Linked DNA regions of Mus musculus: region 1 is linked to region 2. Evidence: chromatin loops called from intact Hi-C (ENCODE). Cell type or tissue: left cerebral cortex. All regions are shown on one strand.

Region 1 (8,000 bases), 290 kb before region 2:
ATTGGCAGGATCAACATTGTAAAAATGGCTATCTTGCCAAAAGCAATCTACAGATTCAATGCAATCCCCATCAAAATTCCAACTCAATTCTTCAACGAATTAGAAGGAGCAATTTGCAAATTCATCTGGAATAACAAAAAACCTAGGATAGCAAAAACTCTTCTCAAGGATAAAAGAACCTCTGGTGGAATCACCATGCCTGACCTAAAGCTTTACTACAGAGCAATTGTGGTAAAAACTTCATGGTACTGGTATAGAGACAGACAAGTAGACCAATGGAATAGAATTGAAGACCCAGAAATGAACCCACACACCTATGGTCACTTGATCTTCGACAAGGGAGCTAAAACCATCCAGTGGAAGAAAGACAGCATTTTCAACAATTGGTGCTGGCACAACTGGTTGTTATCATGTAGAAGAATGCGAATCGATCCATACTTATCTCCTTGTACTAAGGTCAAATCTAAATGGATCAAAGAACTTCACATAAAACCAGAGACACTGAAACTTATAGAGGAGAAAGTGGGGAAAAGCCTTGAAGATATGGGCACAGGGGAAAAATTCTTGAACAGAACAGCAATGGCTTGTGCTGTAAGATCGAGAATTGACAAATGGGACCTAATGAAACTCCAAAGTTTCTGCAAGGCAAAAGACACCGTCAATAAGACAAAGAGACCACCAACAGATTGGGAAAGGATCTTTACCTATCCTAAATCAGATAGGGGACTAATATCCAACATATATAAAGAACTCAAGAAGGTGGACTTCAGAAAATCAAATAACCCCCTTAAAAAATGGGGCTCAGAACTGAACAAAGAATTCTCACCTGAGGAATACCGAATGGCAGAGAAGCACCTGAAAAAATGTTCAACATCCTTAATCATCAGGGAAATGCAAATCAAAACAACCCTGAAATTCCACCTCACACCAGTCAGAATGTCTAAGATCAAAAATTCAGGTGACAGCAGATGCTGGCGAGGATGTGGAGAAAGAGGAACACTCCTCCATTGTTGGTGGGATTGCAGGCTTGTACAACCACTCTGGAAATCCGTCTGGCGGTTCCTCAGAATGGAATAATATTAATGCAACCGCAAGACAAAGTAAACAGCCGAAATGCAGAGATTGGTTAATGAATAAATAAATGGACTAAATCCACGAGGGACATAATGAATCTTGGTTACTTTAGTAAAAGCAAAACAAAATAAACGACAACAACAAAGTTCCAGTCTATAAAAGAGACATCTAAGACATAGTAGGTTTTGAAAGGTTGAAATTCAAGGACGGAAAACAAACTTGCAAGTAAATGCTAAATAAAGCCAAACTGAGGAAATTATATTAAGTCAAACAAAATAGACTACAAAATAAAACAAAAACCCTAATTAGACCCTGGGAATAAAAATTAAAATGGTAGTAATAGGCTGTCGACTCCATTTCACATGGAGTGTATAGAGACCACAGAACCCACCTTGCTCCACTGTCCTAGTCAGAAGCCTTGCCAGCTTTGAAGTGACACAGAGCAAGTCCTAAGGAGGCCTGAGGAGGCAGCTTCCTCTCTAAAAGACTTTTCTGAGACCAAATACATACAGAATAAACAAAGAGATGGCGGCAGCTGACAGGCTGGATTGAGACCCTCTGGCGTTGAATTCCCCAGCTTCTCCGAACACCCATTTCTCAGTCTAGAGAAGGAAAAGAATGACTCTCTCTTTGTGTTAGTTCATTATGTATAATTATAACCCTGCATCGCTTCATAAAGGAGAACATTTATTTATTTAGCTCATAGTAGTTATGAAAAGCAAGGACCTTTTTTTTTTTTTTTTTTTGGCTAGAGGCAAGCACAGTATGTTTCGTGACAAGAAAGAAAGCATAGCATCCCTATCCTCTTTCTCTCCATCTTATAAAGCTACTAGTTTTTGATCATGAGGCTCCACCCTAATGACCTCACTTAATTGTAATTCCTTCCTAAAGGCCTCCTTTCTAAGCGCCTTAGTTAGATAAATTTTCACCCTCTTAACACTTTACATTGGGGATTAGATTCCAGCACATGAGGCCTTGGGGAGATATAATCAAGCCATATCAAAGCCATAAGACTCTCTCAGAGATTTCCCCAATGTCCTGTGTCATCAGGAGGCACAGGGCAGAGGAAGTGAGGTCAGATAGGCCTGGCTGGAATCTCTAGGCTTCCATGTGTTAACGATGTGGCCTGGCTGTCTCTCTCTCACATATCTGAGCAGTAATTTTGTGCCTTGTAAAGTCAGGGTGAATGCCACGACCTCAGAGGTAAGTGGTGAGACTTGAGATAGCCTTGATTCTATCACAGTAAAAAGATGAAAGGGAGCCGGGGTTGTTAGGTGTGACTGTGGGCTGGAAACAGTCCTACAGTAATCAAGCACAGGGTTAGAAATAGTACATCAAAGACAGCAATTGCTATTATGACCATTTGGTGGCTAAGATTATGTCAACTTGATGCGATTTAGAGGCATCTGAAAGAAGAGAACATAGAATGCAAAAATGCCTCTGTAAGATCTGGCTGTAAGGCATTTTCTTAGTGATTATCTCAGACCATGGTGGATGGTGCCATCCTTACACTGTGGTCCTAGGTTCTATAAGAAAGTAGGGTGAGCAAGCCAATAACTAGCACTCCTCAATGGCCTCTGGATCAATTCCCATCTCTAGGGTCCCGCCCTGTTTGACTTCCTGTCCTGACTTCCTTAAGAGATGGACTAAGATGTGGACATGTAAGCCAAATAAATCAAACAAAGCTGCTTCTCTCCAAGCTGCTTTTGGTCACTGTGTTTCATCATAGCAATAGTGACCCTAACCAGAACAGATCACTAGCCTTGCCTCCTAGGGAAAGCAAGGAGGACACTACTTGCAGGTCTACTAATTCTAAGTTCACTGAATCTCAACCTTCCAGTTTCCTAAATTTATTCAGTCCTTTCTAATGACAAAAATCAGGAGATTCTGAGACCCAGTTTGATTTGGGTCCCAAAGAGAAATGCCAGGAGAGAATTGCCACTCCCCCCATGCCGGAGGAGCTGAGGGAGTTGCACCTCAGAAGAGGAAGAGGAGCAGGAGCTAATTGAGGATGCTCTTCCGGAAGGCTTTGCGGTTTTCAGGCACCATCATGGCCGCCGCAGCAGCCAAGCAAGAGCTGCTTAAGGGACCACAGCCCAATAGGTACCCACAGTTTCCATCTGAAGAAGACAAGAAGAAAGAAGACCTTCCAATTGATAGCTCTTAGATGTAAGAACGTACAAATGAAAAAGACAAAAGGAATTACGTAAGATGACAGAATCTAAAGAACGCTTGTTCGTGGGACACTGAGATGACTGACTCGGTGGGTGAAGGAGCTTGCTGCCAAGCCCGAGGACTTGCCTTTGGTCCCTAGGACCCTCATAGTGTAGGGAGAGAACTGATTGCTGTAAGTTATCCCCTGACCTCCACACCTGAGCTCATGTCACACACATATGCACACGCACACGCGCGCGCGCGCACACACACACACACTAAACAAATTAATTTTAAAAGGACATTTTTATAAACAAAATATTTTAAGACATACATACATGTATATATATTTTTAAAAAGTTGCTCATGACTTCTGTAGAACTGGGAAATATTTAAACATGAACTGCAAATAAAGAACAAATCAATGATCTACTAACAGGTTTTCTCAAAATGTTTATCAAAAATAAAACATTTAAATATCAGAATATATTGTGTGAAAAAAATCTATTTTCAATTTAAAGAAATAAGACAATGAAAATGAAAACCATGCTAATGGGTTAGCTCTGGGCCTTTTCTAGTGTTTTGCTCTCAGCAAATGTAGTTTCCCCAGAACCCTATTCAATAATTATGACCAGAGAGGCCACATATGACCAGACAGAACCTAAGATTTCTGCTTGGCCCCTAAATATATCATGCAGTGTAACCCTTTGGGACAGTCACCTTTTCTACCTGGCCTCAGTTTCCACAATTGTGTCACAAGGGAAAGGTTAGACAAGCCCCTCCAATCTGTGAAGTTGAGAGGCCTGAGGTTTGGGGGTGAGTTGTCATAACCCCCCACTAGGGGACAGTATTTACATAGTCCAGTGTCACTGCCAGTGTGCAGAAATCAGTGTGTATTGTTACCTCTGGTCTCTCTTCATCCCTGCTAGAGGACAATAGGCATTATCAGCCCCTATCCCAGCACAACATGCCAGGCTGTCTCCACCAACCCATAGCTCACTAAGTCTCAAGATCCAGGTCCAGGGGCATTGCTGATGCCATTCGAGGCTTCTCCAGAGGTCTCATGCCACTGTGGACTGGGAAATAACAAAGCTCTTTGACTACAGTTTAATGTCTCCAAGGCAAAATAAAGTGATTTCTTCTTTGTCACCTACAATTATTATTTTTTTTTCCTTTCTGTGGACAAAGATGTCTGAATCACTTTACCCTTTGAGCTTGGTGATTGCTCTCATTGATAGAGGACTCCTAGATGCTGAATGTAAGCAGTTTAACCATAAGAAACCACCATAGGTCACTATTGCCAGGGAGAGTTCTAGTTCCCTGGGCACACCAAAGATCAAGTTCAGCCCATTTCCAGGGTCTTGAGTCTGTGAAGATGTGAAGTACTCATGGTTAATGGGAAATCCAAATAGCTTTGAGATCACATTCACTATGCTTGCCTCCACCCAGAATTTTATGTTCTCCAACCAATAATAACTCCCAAATTCTGAGACTGTAGAACACCCTTGGTAGGGCTGCTGAAGGCTGTAGAGTCCTTGTGGACAAGGACATTGAATATATATTGTACCCCCAACATCAGGACAAGTTGGTATGGTGTGTGCACACCCAGGAAACAGGTTTCTGTCCTCAGGGTATTTAAGGAAGATTAGAAATCCAGAACAGAAACATAGTCACTTCTTGATTTATGGAAGATTGGTTAAACAACTTCTGTACACACCAAAGTTTGTGCATACCTGAGTCCCTTTGTTAAATGGAAGAGAATTTATAGGGAACTTATGTAAATCCCCCACATACTTCCAATCATCTCCAGATGACCTATAATACACAATGCAGCTTAGGTTCCATGCAAACAGTTGTGCTGTATTATTTAGGGGCTGATGACAAACACGTCTTTGTTAACAAGTTTGATTGCATGTATATGTTCCAAGTATTTCCAATTTGTGATTGGTTGAATCCTTAGGTACAGAAGCTGAGCATATGCAAGGCAGATATATTGTTAAACAACAACAGAGAATTTGGGGACTTAGGGAGAATAAACCAAGGGCTGTAAGAAGGTACAATTGATGACTGAGGTGACATCCCACGACTCTCTTTGACCTGAGTGGCCCGGAAGTGGGGAGATAATTTTGACAAACCGAATGCAAGACAATGAGAGGTGATAGGCTCAGATGAACTCCACAGATGGGGGCAGGACAAGCAGTGTATATTTGGACAAAGGCAGAAACAGGGTGGCAATGAGGGATAGAAAGACATTCCCAACCCATGCCAGCAGTGTGGGGACAACCCTCAGGCTTCACTCAGCTCATTGTTGCCGTGGGGTTCCAGTGTTAGAAATACCATGACTGGTGGGCATTCTTCTGTAGCATTTATGTATATGTAAATAATCTGCATGCCCTAGCTTTTTTCCCCAGGCAAATCAGCACTATGCAACTTATTGCAAGATATCTACATCTGTGATCACACTTCCCCACTTCAATGACTTTCCTTGGGAAAAGTCTGCACAGGCCATCACAGAATTGTTGACACTTGTTAAAAACTAGAAATATGTGCAACTAGTGAGATGGCTGAGTCAGCAGAGTGTCTGTGGTAAAAACATGAGAGCCTGAGTTCAGCATCCATATATTAGGTGGGTGTGGTCAAGCACGTGTGTAACACTAGTGCTGAGGAGGGTAGGAGCAGGTACCCAGGATCCCCAGAGCTATCTGGCTAGCCAGTCTAGTCAATTGTTGATCTCTTGGTTTAGTAAGAGTCCCTGCCTCCAAAGATAAGATGAAAAATGACAGAGGAAGACACCAGTGTCAACCTCTGCTCTCCACATGAATATGCACACACATGTATGTATATCTGTATCTGTATACTATATACATACACCACACACCCACACACACAAACTCAGACACTCATGCATTCATACAATTAAAAACAGTCTGTGTATTTCAGAAAGGAATTCAACTAGTCATCTGTGGGAACCATGTAATATGACAGCAAGAATCATCATGTAGCCAGAAGTTTCACTCATGTTGTACAAAAAAAAAAGTGATGTTCACTGCACCAGGCAACTTGTGAATGGCAATAAAAGTTGTCTACATGTATGTGTGAATGAGAATATGTCCCCACTAAGAGCTGTCTGAAAGGATGCTTGCCAAAATGGTAACAGATGCATTCTAAAGCACACTATGTGTGGTGTGCTTGCTTTTATACATTGTCGTAATCCTTCACAGCAAATGTGTTATTTTTCCAGAAACTTCTGGGTCAATCTATCAGGCAGGAAATTAGCTTGTGTTCAGGGGGAAGCAGAAGGCTGCAAAATGGCTCCAAGGGCTGGGGATCTGGGAGAGTGTCATTCTAAATTTGATGGCTACCTGTTGGCAGAATCCTTGCTTGATGTTAAGGTCTTTGGCTTGGTGAGATGAGATCTCCCCACATTCTGGAGTATACTCTATAGTTTATAGAAAGTCCACAAACCAACCAACCAACCAACCAACCAACCAACCAACCAACCAACCAACCAAGCAACCAACCAAGCAATCAACCAACAAGCAAACACAGAAACATCCAAAAATAGTGGCCAGCTAGGGGAAGCTAGAGCTGTACATAAAGTCACCACCTTGAAAAAAAAATCTAAAATGAAAAATGAAAAGTTAGAGGAGTTTTGTTTGTTTCTTGTCTTGTTTTCTTTTCCCTACACCGGATCAAACTTGAACTTGATCTGTCTAATCCCTCATACAAACAAAACCAGAACCACTTGAGTGTCTCTCAAGTGTAGCCTCTCCATGCTCTGGTGTGGTGATGGCCTCTACACCCTCTTAGCTATTCTGAGCTTTTCTTACCTGTGATTCTTACATACACTTCCTTAGAAGCACTGGTTGGATGTTGGTTTCAAGGTAAAATGTCTCGTGTTTTCTCCTCTGCACTTCCTCAGCTGGACCAGAGGGAAGTCAGAATCCCACAGCTGACTCCGGTGAAATTAGTTTAGTGAAGAACATCATTAAGGTTAAATGATGCTCAGTGTCCATGTCCAGGGCTCTGACCTTTCCCATGCAGTGGCCTCTCTCTTCACCATTTTCTGGGGAGGGGCAGAGAACATGGATACATAATTTCTATAGTGTATGGCTCCTGAGGATGTGGGCCAGGTTTCAATGAAGCAGCCACTGAAGGCTCATTCATCTTAGCATCCCCATGGTTCCTTTTGTGTTTGAGAGCCAGGAAGGCACACTGCTGGAGAGCCCTTCCTCTTCTCCCTACTGCCCACCAGGCCCCACTACTCGTGCTGGGGAAAACTGAGCCAAGGATGGATAGAACTCTATCTGCTGGGCTCTGCTTAGGCCCTTCCTTCCTATCTCTGCATGAAGCCAGACTCCTTCCCCAGGAGCAATTAGTCTTAATGACAAATGACAGAGGATCTAAAACTTGGATATGAGTAAGACTTTCAGAAGCAATGATAAATAAACCCAGGAGCTAGCCAATGCTAGCAGCAGGGCCAATGCCTGCTGGTATCAGGGGCCGTAGCACAATGCAAGGGCTTGTGCTCTCTTGGCTGCTGTCTCTGGTGTAATTATGCCTTCTTCCTGGACACCCTGGGGTTTTCATATGGAGAGTTCAGAAGGAGGAGACATCTGCAACCTCCCCTTGGGCTCTCCTTTTGCTTCCTTATGAAGTGTTTAGCCAACTGTCCTTGGGCAGGGAAATTTCAGTCATCACCACTTCTAATGTAGATTTTCTTTCAAAACTGAATTCAGCAAATGTAGGTTTGGCTCATGTGTTTGCTTACC
Region 2 (8,000 bases):
CCGACCTGGCTCCGCACAACTGCTAGAAGCCGCAGAGGTACAAAGGAACCTTGGAGGCAGGCAGAGGGCAGAGGCAGAGCAGACAGGATCCTACCAGAGCTGTCAGCTCAGCAGGCAGGGCCAGCGACTGGGCTCAGTAGCAGAGAGAGCCCCAGCAGCCATAGTTGCCTCTTGCCATCTTTGCTGGGCCAAAAGATCCTCCTTGGTATTCATGCTGCACGGACAAAGCACTGAGCCTTGCTCCCTGATGCGCATAGGTTCCAAATGGCCTTTGCCTCGAGCATCGCAGCCTGCAGACAGAAGTGGGCATCCTACCAATGACCAGGGATAGCCTGTGATCGCATAAGCAGAAGCCTCTGGCTGGTGTGGGCAGCAGAAACCACAGTCCTCAAATTCCTTGGAGGGAAAGGTAAGGAGAAGACAGGTGTGGATGCTGCATTTGCCTCCCTCCCTGAATCTCTTCCCCAGCACCCACACTGGCCAGGGAAGACAAAGCTAACCCTGACCCTGTTCCTAGGCCAGCTCTTGTCTCTTCCTTGGATCTGCAGCAAGTAAGTCCTCTTGGAGTTCTGCTCCTATTTGGCTGAGGGAGCTACAGCTACGTGAGAGCTGAATTGATGAAAAGACATGAATGGGGGAGGTGCAGCCTTGCCTGGCAGAGAAACCCAGGCGAGCTCTTTGCAAACAGCCCCCGGGGGATCAGGTGTATTCATTAATCATGACCTTCTGTTCATTTCCCGTGGTCTCACTCTCAGGCATCCCATGGGCCTCAGTTTGGGTTTAAATCCAGGGCACTGTCCTCTTGTGCCCTTTTGTCCCTGAGCCCAGGATCTCATTTATCAAGCAAAGGAGCATAATACCACCTGCCATAGGGACTCATCTTGTAACACACCCCCCCCACACACACACACACACATACTGTTACTTCTCATTAACACCCTAGACCAGCTGAACTGGTCACACTTTTCAGTCCTCTGTCTCAGCTTCATTTACATGGAGTTTCCAGCCTACTCTCAGATGTCACAGCCTGAATGGGCATAGAACCAAGCCACCGACCTAGTACAGAGTGCCAAAATGAATGGCCTAGCCTAGACACCGACCAGGTGGGAAGACTTCCACTGGGTAGGAAAATGAGGCTGGCAGAAATGCTAAAATCCTAAGGCACGATGCATGTGCTAGAAGTGGTGATTCCCAGGGCTGTGGCTGTAGGGCTCCCTGCAAGGAGAAAGGCAATTCCACGTTAATTTGGGGGGCTTGCAACCAGGTGTGCTTTGCGTTCACTTGCTTCGGGCTTTTATGGTCTCCCTTCTGCTTGGTACCATTTCATTAGGAGCCAGTGAGATGTATCTCAGCGTGGTGCAGAGAAACATCTCAGTGGAGCGCAGCTTGCCAGCATTTCTCCTTCCCTGGCGAGATTCAGGATCCCTAACAGTGGGTTTCTGATGCCTTGGAGGTGCCAATCTGTTTCCTGGATCTGCATGGACAACCTCAGTCCTCTCCTTGGTGAATTCTCTGATGTCTGGGCCGAGACTTTGCCCTTTTCATGACCATGGGAATAAGTTATCAACAGAGAAACAAGGAGCACCATCCTCCCAGTGAGGGACTATGGGTGCTCACTCTAGGGCTCCCTGGCCCTCCCGGTCTTTTGAGGCCAATAATTTTTCTTCCCACCCCATTTCAATCTCCTGATAGAAGACATTCTTTGTCATGGATAACTAGATGAACACAGAGCTCAAATGAACCACTAGCTGGGGGCTTTACAAGAGCATCCTTGGATGAAGCAGCCTTTGCAAGGCTTTCCAAGAGGGACTCACTTAGAGTGGCTTGTAAGGCATACATGCAAAACTAGGAGAGAGGCTGAATTTCACTTCTAAAAGGTCCCTCTTTTCCTGTTTCCTCCTTTAAACTATAAAGAGCTAGCCAGACAGATTTCCTTTGTCAAAGGAAGGCAGGCATTGTCTAGTCACAGAACTGCACCTAGATCTCTATTCACTCGGTAAACAGTCAGACTGATTTTTTGGGCATTTGGGATAAGAACTCAGTGTGAGTGTGGTATTATCTATATTGAAAAGAAACACTCTCCACTCCTTTGTATTTGTGTGACTGTCCAATTAAAAAGCACCCTCCAAGGCCAGGCAGATCATAACGAGCAGATGCAAGTGTTCAAATCCACATAACCCATGGAACTTGGGCACTGGCTCCTCAAATAACTGTGTGGTTTGGAACCATTTTGTTTTTCCAGTGTTGAACAATAAGCTGATTAATTCCCATTTTTCAAAGTCAGTTTCAAGCAGTAGTTTTTTTCTTCTTCTTCTTCTCCTCCTTTTTAACATCTACAGAAAACCTGGAAGGGAATACAAATTTCTTCCTGGAAAACACATCTCCCTTCCTGCCCTCCCTGCACCCTCTGATAAATAACATGAGCATGCAGTGATTTGCCAACAGCAGCTCCAGGCATGAAGCACAACATCTGCTAGCGAGACGCTGGAGAGACAGTGGAAGGCATGCTGGCTGCCTGCCCACCTTCAGACTCCAGATTTTTGCTGACAAGGCTGTCAATAAATGGGCAGATGGCATGGACTCTGCTGGCGGGAGAGTTCAGTTAACCTGACTCCAGACATTATCTCCAGTTCATGGTGCACTGGGCTGAGCCCTTCACTCGACCATTAAAGCTGTTCCTTGATGGAGCACAGAGAGCAAGACATAAGACTGGGAAGGAGGAGGCAAGCGCTCGCTTCCTTTAATTACATTAACTGAGTCTCTCCTGCAGTTGGCAGGCAGAGTGAGTGAGATTATTTAGCCCCTGTGACCACGGAAGTGGAGCGGGAGCATCCACACTGTATTTCATGCTGTTTAAACATGGGCATCCCATCCTCGGGAGCAGAGTACCTCCCTGGGGATAGAGTTTGGCATAAAATAAACACCCAGTAGGATGGATCTGGGGTCCTCCCTTGCAAGCAGGCAAGCTCTTGCATTGTCTTACAAGGACTGTCTGCAAACAAGCTGCAGCCAGTGTTCTTTACCCAGAAACAGCTCTGCTAACTGCAGAAACGTCCTCTAGTGGCGACTTGGGTAAAACACCCTCTGCCATCTGAGCATGCTTCAAACTTGTGGCAAGGGCAGTTTAATCTAAACTCATCAGACTAAGGAGCTGAGCACTGTGCTCTGAAGTCAGTTATTTAAGCAATCGGCCCTTTTTTCCATCTCTGCAGAAATCAGCTGCTGGAAGTAATACATGCATCAATGCTACACACCCGCATGGTATTGCAGAATTACAAAGTGACTTTGCATACTTTAACAGTGGTTTTTGACTGGGAGTGACTTTGCCCCCCCCCACCCCCCAACCCTATCCCTGGCCGGGGACAATGCCTGGAAACATACTAATGTCTCTAGGACAGAGAGCAGCAATGCTGCGGAGTGTCTCCACTGCACAGGCTTCACATTCACCCACAACAAAGAGCTCTTCCGACCAGAGTGTCAGCAGTGCCAGGGTTGAGAATCCTGCATCAGGACAAAGGAAATGAGTGAACATTTCTCACATCCCTTGAAAAGAAGAGCAAAGAAGGAGCAGCTGGTGGGCATGCAGAGGGGAAGCTGGGGATTTGCTCTTCGTGTCCCAGGTAGACTCACAACAGTGTCATTATTCCAAATGCTATTCACTAGTCAGGAAACAAGCAGCTCCCCAAGTTCTTACAGCTGTACTTCCATCAGATCTGAACAATGAAACATCGCATCCACGAAAGCCATTTTAGTCTAATTCATGTTTATTAAATGAGAATACCCACCTGGCGCCAAACTGGGACTGCAGAGGCTTCAGTGGAAGAGTGTTTTAAAACTGGTGCCTGGGTATTGTGGCTCATGCCTGTAATCCCGGCACTCAGAAGGCTAAGGCAAGAGAAGTGCCATGAGTTCCAGGTCAGTCTGGAGTACAGAATGATACTCTCTCACACAAGAAACACACACACACAGACATGCACACACACACTTATGCACAGGTACATGTTCACATATGCACAGGCACACATGCACGTGCACACACACATGTGAATGAAATCAAAAGATTAAATAAACCTAGCAATTAAAGTCTGGGACAGAAATCAGACTGGAGGGGTTGAGGGGGAATTAAGCTGAGCACAGAATATATGAGGGTAGGGGCTTAGGATTTAACAGATATGATCACATTTTCATTTGTCGTCTGTGGTTTGAGCAGCTTTGCATGTAACCACTAGTCTTAAAGGTATAGCACTCCTTTAAAGATATCGGTGAAGCTAAACACTGGCCTCTTTCTTGTTAGTTTTGTAGAACTGTGTATCCCTGCCCCCTGCCCCAAGAAATCATATGTTAAAGTGTAAGGCTGAATGCTGCCATCAGGATCAATGAGATATCCCAGTTTACACCTAATCATACTGAGTAGGTTGAGCCTCCAACCCCATGAGGCTGCTGTTTTTATCTAGAGAAGAAACTTAAACCCAGATTTCCACCCAAACAGATGTCAAGGCAAAGGTCAGAGTTTTGCCAACAAGGTCTTTGAATCCAGGAGACATGCACAAAGCAGATTACTTCTTGCACCCCTCTGAAGGCATCTACTTCCAGAACCGAGAGCCTAAATTCTGTCGAGGAAGTCATCTGGGATTTGTTTTGGGCTGTGATGACAGAGTTCTAGTTAACCAGTAAAGATGAGGTGAACACTAGAACAAGGCAGGGGCAGACAAATGATCCTTACTAGAGTTTTCTTTCCCAACTGATGCCTGCAAACTACTACTTCTTCAGAGCAGGCAACTCAGAGGATCCACCTTGGGCTCAAAGGCCGGCATCCCTCCATCTAACAGGAAGCAGGAGCGAGGTAAGTGATTAATTAATTAAGAACATACATTTCATTATGCCCCTGAGCCCACCTTTCAGGAATTCCTGATGTATAGCTGGGAGACACTCTCCTTTCTAAACCAGCATGAGAGGTGGGTAATGAGGGTGATACTTCTACTATTTTGGGGAAACCTGGTATTTCCAAGACTATCGCACAAATAGGGGGATCTACAGCCATAGTCACACATCTATGCATACTAGCAGTATCCTGGACTTTTAAAACAAGTCAACTAAATAATATATAGGGACCCATTCCAGGACAAAATCTGGGAGGGGTCTCAGGCTGAGACACATACAGGAGTGAGACCCAAGGCCAGAAGGAACATCTTACTGCAGGGACAAATCTACCTGAGATGGGAGACCAAGTTTTGGGATCCCTGTGAGAAACCATAGTTATGCTATGCAGACCTTAAACCTAGCATGCAAGGCAGTCAGATTTCCATTGCAGGAAACAATTACACTAACAGATAATCCTCTCCCGCTAAGCAGTGAGTGTTATTATTATAATGCATGTTTTACAATGCAAGAAAAATCAGCCTTACATTAGATTTACTGGATATTAGGAGTCAGCCAAGAAGTGGTAGGTTTTAGGGCATTCAATACTTTTCTGTTTGCTGTGACTAAATATGTAGCCGGAAGCAACATTAGGGAAAAGAGGCTTGTTTTATCTCATCGCTTGTGAGTATAGTTCACAGGGTAGGAAGTGCTGGCTACAGGAACGTGAGGAGACTGGCCATGTTTTTTTTTTCTGCAACCAGGAAGCACAGAATAGACGGAAAATAGGATGGGGCTATAAAACCAAAAGACCCACCCTGACAGTGACATGTACCCTCCAGCAGGATTGCACCTCCTAAAGGTTCCATAGATTTCCAAAATGGTGTCACCAACTAGGGACCAAGTATTCAAACACATGAGCCTGTGTGAGACATTTCACTTTTAAACTACAGCACCTGTGTTTAAAATCTTTAATTAGCTCATTGTACAAGTGTTTAAAATTTCCTAGGGAAAGTTATACAAGATGCACAATAAAATGTACCATGCTGTAGGTTTGCTCTTGACTTGGTTGCGAAGTTGTGGCTGGTTTGGGGCTTTGGAGTTTTTTGGTTTTTTTATTATTCTTTGCTTTGATCTTTTCTTTTTTTCCTGTCGTTTCTTTTTGTTGTTATTTTGTTTTGTTTGGAATCTTTAATGTGCCTGATTCAGAGAGCCAGAAATCTGAGAAGATGGCAGACTGGCACCCTCAAAGCTGCCTTACACCTCATCTCCAGCTATCAGGTTAACTATGGCAGAGATGCTGGTGATACGCCAAAGGCAAGATCATCCTGGAACCCAGTCTTGGCCCTCTGGCTGGGTGATGAGCCTTACACTGAGACTTGGGGTGTTTGTGGCTCTCATGTTATCACCCCGCCACTTTTTATGGTTGTTTGGGAAGAGTGTCACTCTGTGGTCCAGGACGCCCTGGAATTCACTATGTGCTCCAGTATACCCTTGAATTCATGAGTACTCCTCCTGCCTCAGTCTTCCTAGTGCTGGCATTACAAGCAGGAGCCACCATGCAGGCTCTAGTATTTTGTTATTAACTCATTAAAAAAAGACATTATAATTAGTATCTCTGGTCAACTTGACACACCTGGTAAGAGAGACCCTCAACTGAAGCACTGACTCCATCAGATTGGCTCCTGGACCTGTCTGTGGGGCACTTTTTACATTGCTAATTGCTGTAGGAGAGCTCAGCTCACTGTGGATGAAGCTCCTGAACTGGTGGTCCTTCCTTGTATACGAAAAATAGCTGAGCATTCCAGAGGAAGCAAGATCCTAAGCATTCTGCCTCTTAGTCTGTTTGAGTTCCAGCACTGACTTCCCTCTGTGATGGTTGTAATCAGGAAGTATAAAACAAAATAAGTGCTTGCTCCCTCCACCCTCCAAAAAAAGGGTTTAATTATGTCTAAGAGAATTTCATGCAATGTGCTGTGGTCATATTTGCTCCTCACTCATCCCCCTAACTCCTCCTAGGTCCACCCCTATCTCTGCACCCTACCTCCCAATTTTCTGTCCTCTTTTTTATTATTTATTTAAATAACTCCTTGACTCCTATTTATGCTGCCCTTGTACTCCTGGGAAAGGGTCATCCACTGAAGTGCAGTCAACCTACTAGGGGCCACAAATTTAAAGAAAACTGACTCTTCTTCCTCCAGAAACCATCTACTGTGCATAGCTCCTCCAGTAGGGATAGCTCTATTTCTCCATTCATGCTGACTGGCTTGGGCCTGTCCTGGTCCTGCACAGGCAACCAGGGCTGCTATATTCATGAATGCAGTGGTTGTGTCATATCCAGAAGGTGCAGTTATCATCCGTCCTCCAGACTTCTGCTCTTGCAATCTTTCTGCCCCCTCTTTCTGGATGGTCTCCAAGACTTGCAGGGGGTGTGTGCTATAGATGTCTCCTTTGCATCCGAGCACTACACTGGCATGTATCTGTACTTTGGCCAGTTGTGAATTTCTGGGTAAACACCATGTAACCTAGTTGTTAAAGTCAGATTTCCCCACACATCCTGTGCATTTCCTCAGACATTCAGTGTTCTTGAAGTCTGATCTTCAGTTGCTGTGCTTAGAAGTGTAAGCATTTTTGAAGCCTTCGTAACTCAGCATCCAGACTAGCTCTGGTAGTCTTGTTTTCTGCCTCATTGCTCCGAGCTAATCTCTATGCTAATACCATGACCATTAAAACAAAACAAAACAAAACAAACAACAAAAAACCTCAATCCCCAACATGACTTGCAAGAACCCATTCCTTTCTCCCATTTCTGTTTCCTAAACTCTCCAGCTATTCCCTCCTCACCTAGCACACACCCTTTACTCTCAGCCACATAAGGACACTCTCACATGCATTCCTCACCTGCAGACGTGCCTCACTCTCTGTCTCCCCTGTGCTTTCTGCAGGACCTGAGTTTTCCACTCCCAAACAAACAAACAAACAAACAAAACAAACAAACAAACAAAACAAAACTTGAGAACTTCTATTCACCCTTCAAAACACAGCTTCTATGATCTTAGGACAAAATCCACACTTCCCTGGAACTTCCCACTGAAGTGACCAAACACCCATAACATTGCTTTATGGTTGCTTGGCTGGAGTTT

The links. Peaks named below come from ENCODE experiments on the same cell type or tissue, not always from the same donor. Only the 100,000 strongest peaks of a DNase experiment are listed, where the experiment ranks them.
Region 1: a loop joins it to region 2, with 2.1 times the contacts of the local background. A loop is called at or near these places in 3 of 42 quality-filtered maps.

The regions. Positions count from the first base shown.
Region 1 is chr7:83,486,091-83,494,090 of GRCm38, reverse strand. No RefSeq gene overlaps it. Among named protein-coding and RNA genes, the nearest start is that of Gm10610, 61 kb to the left of the region's middle. In left cerebral cortex, a CTCF peak has its summit at 4,054 (motif pointing right); a DNase peak (open chromatin) is centred at 4,075.
Region 2 is chr7:83,196,906-83,204,905 of GRCm38, reverse strand. No RefSeq gene overlaps it. Among named protein-coding and RNA genes, the nearest start is that of A530021J07Rik, 52 kb to the right of the region's middle. In left cerebral cortex, a CTCF peak has its summit at 3,064; DNase peaks (open chromatin) are centred at 952, 2,550, 3,040 and 7,246; H3K4me3 peaks cover 287 bases; H3K27ac peaks cover 431 bases.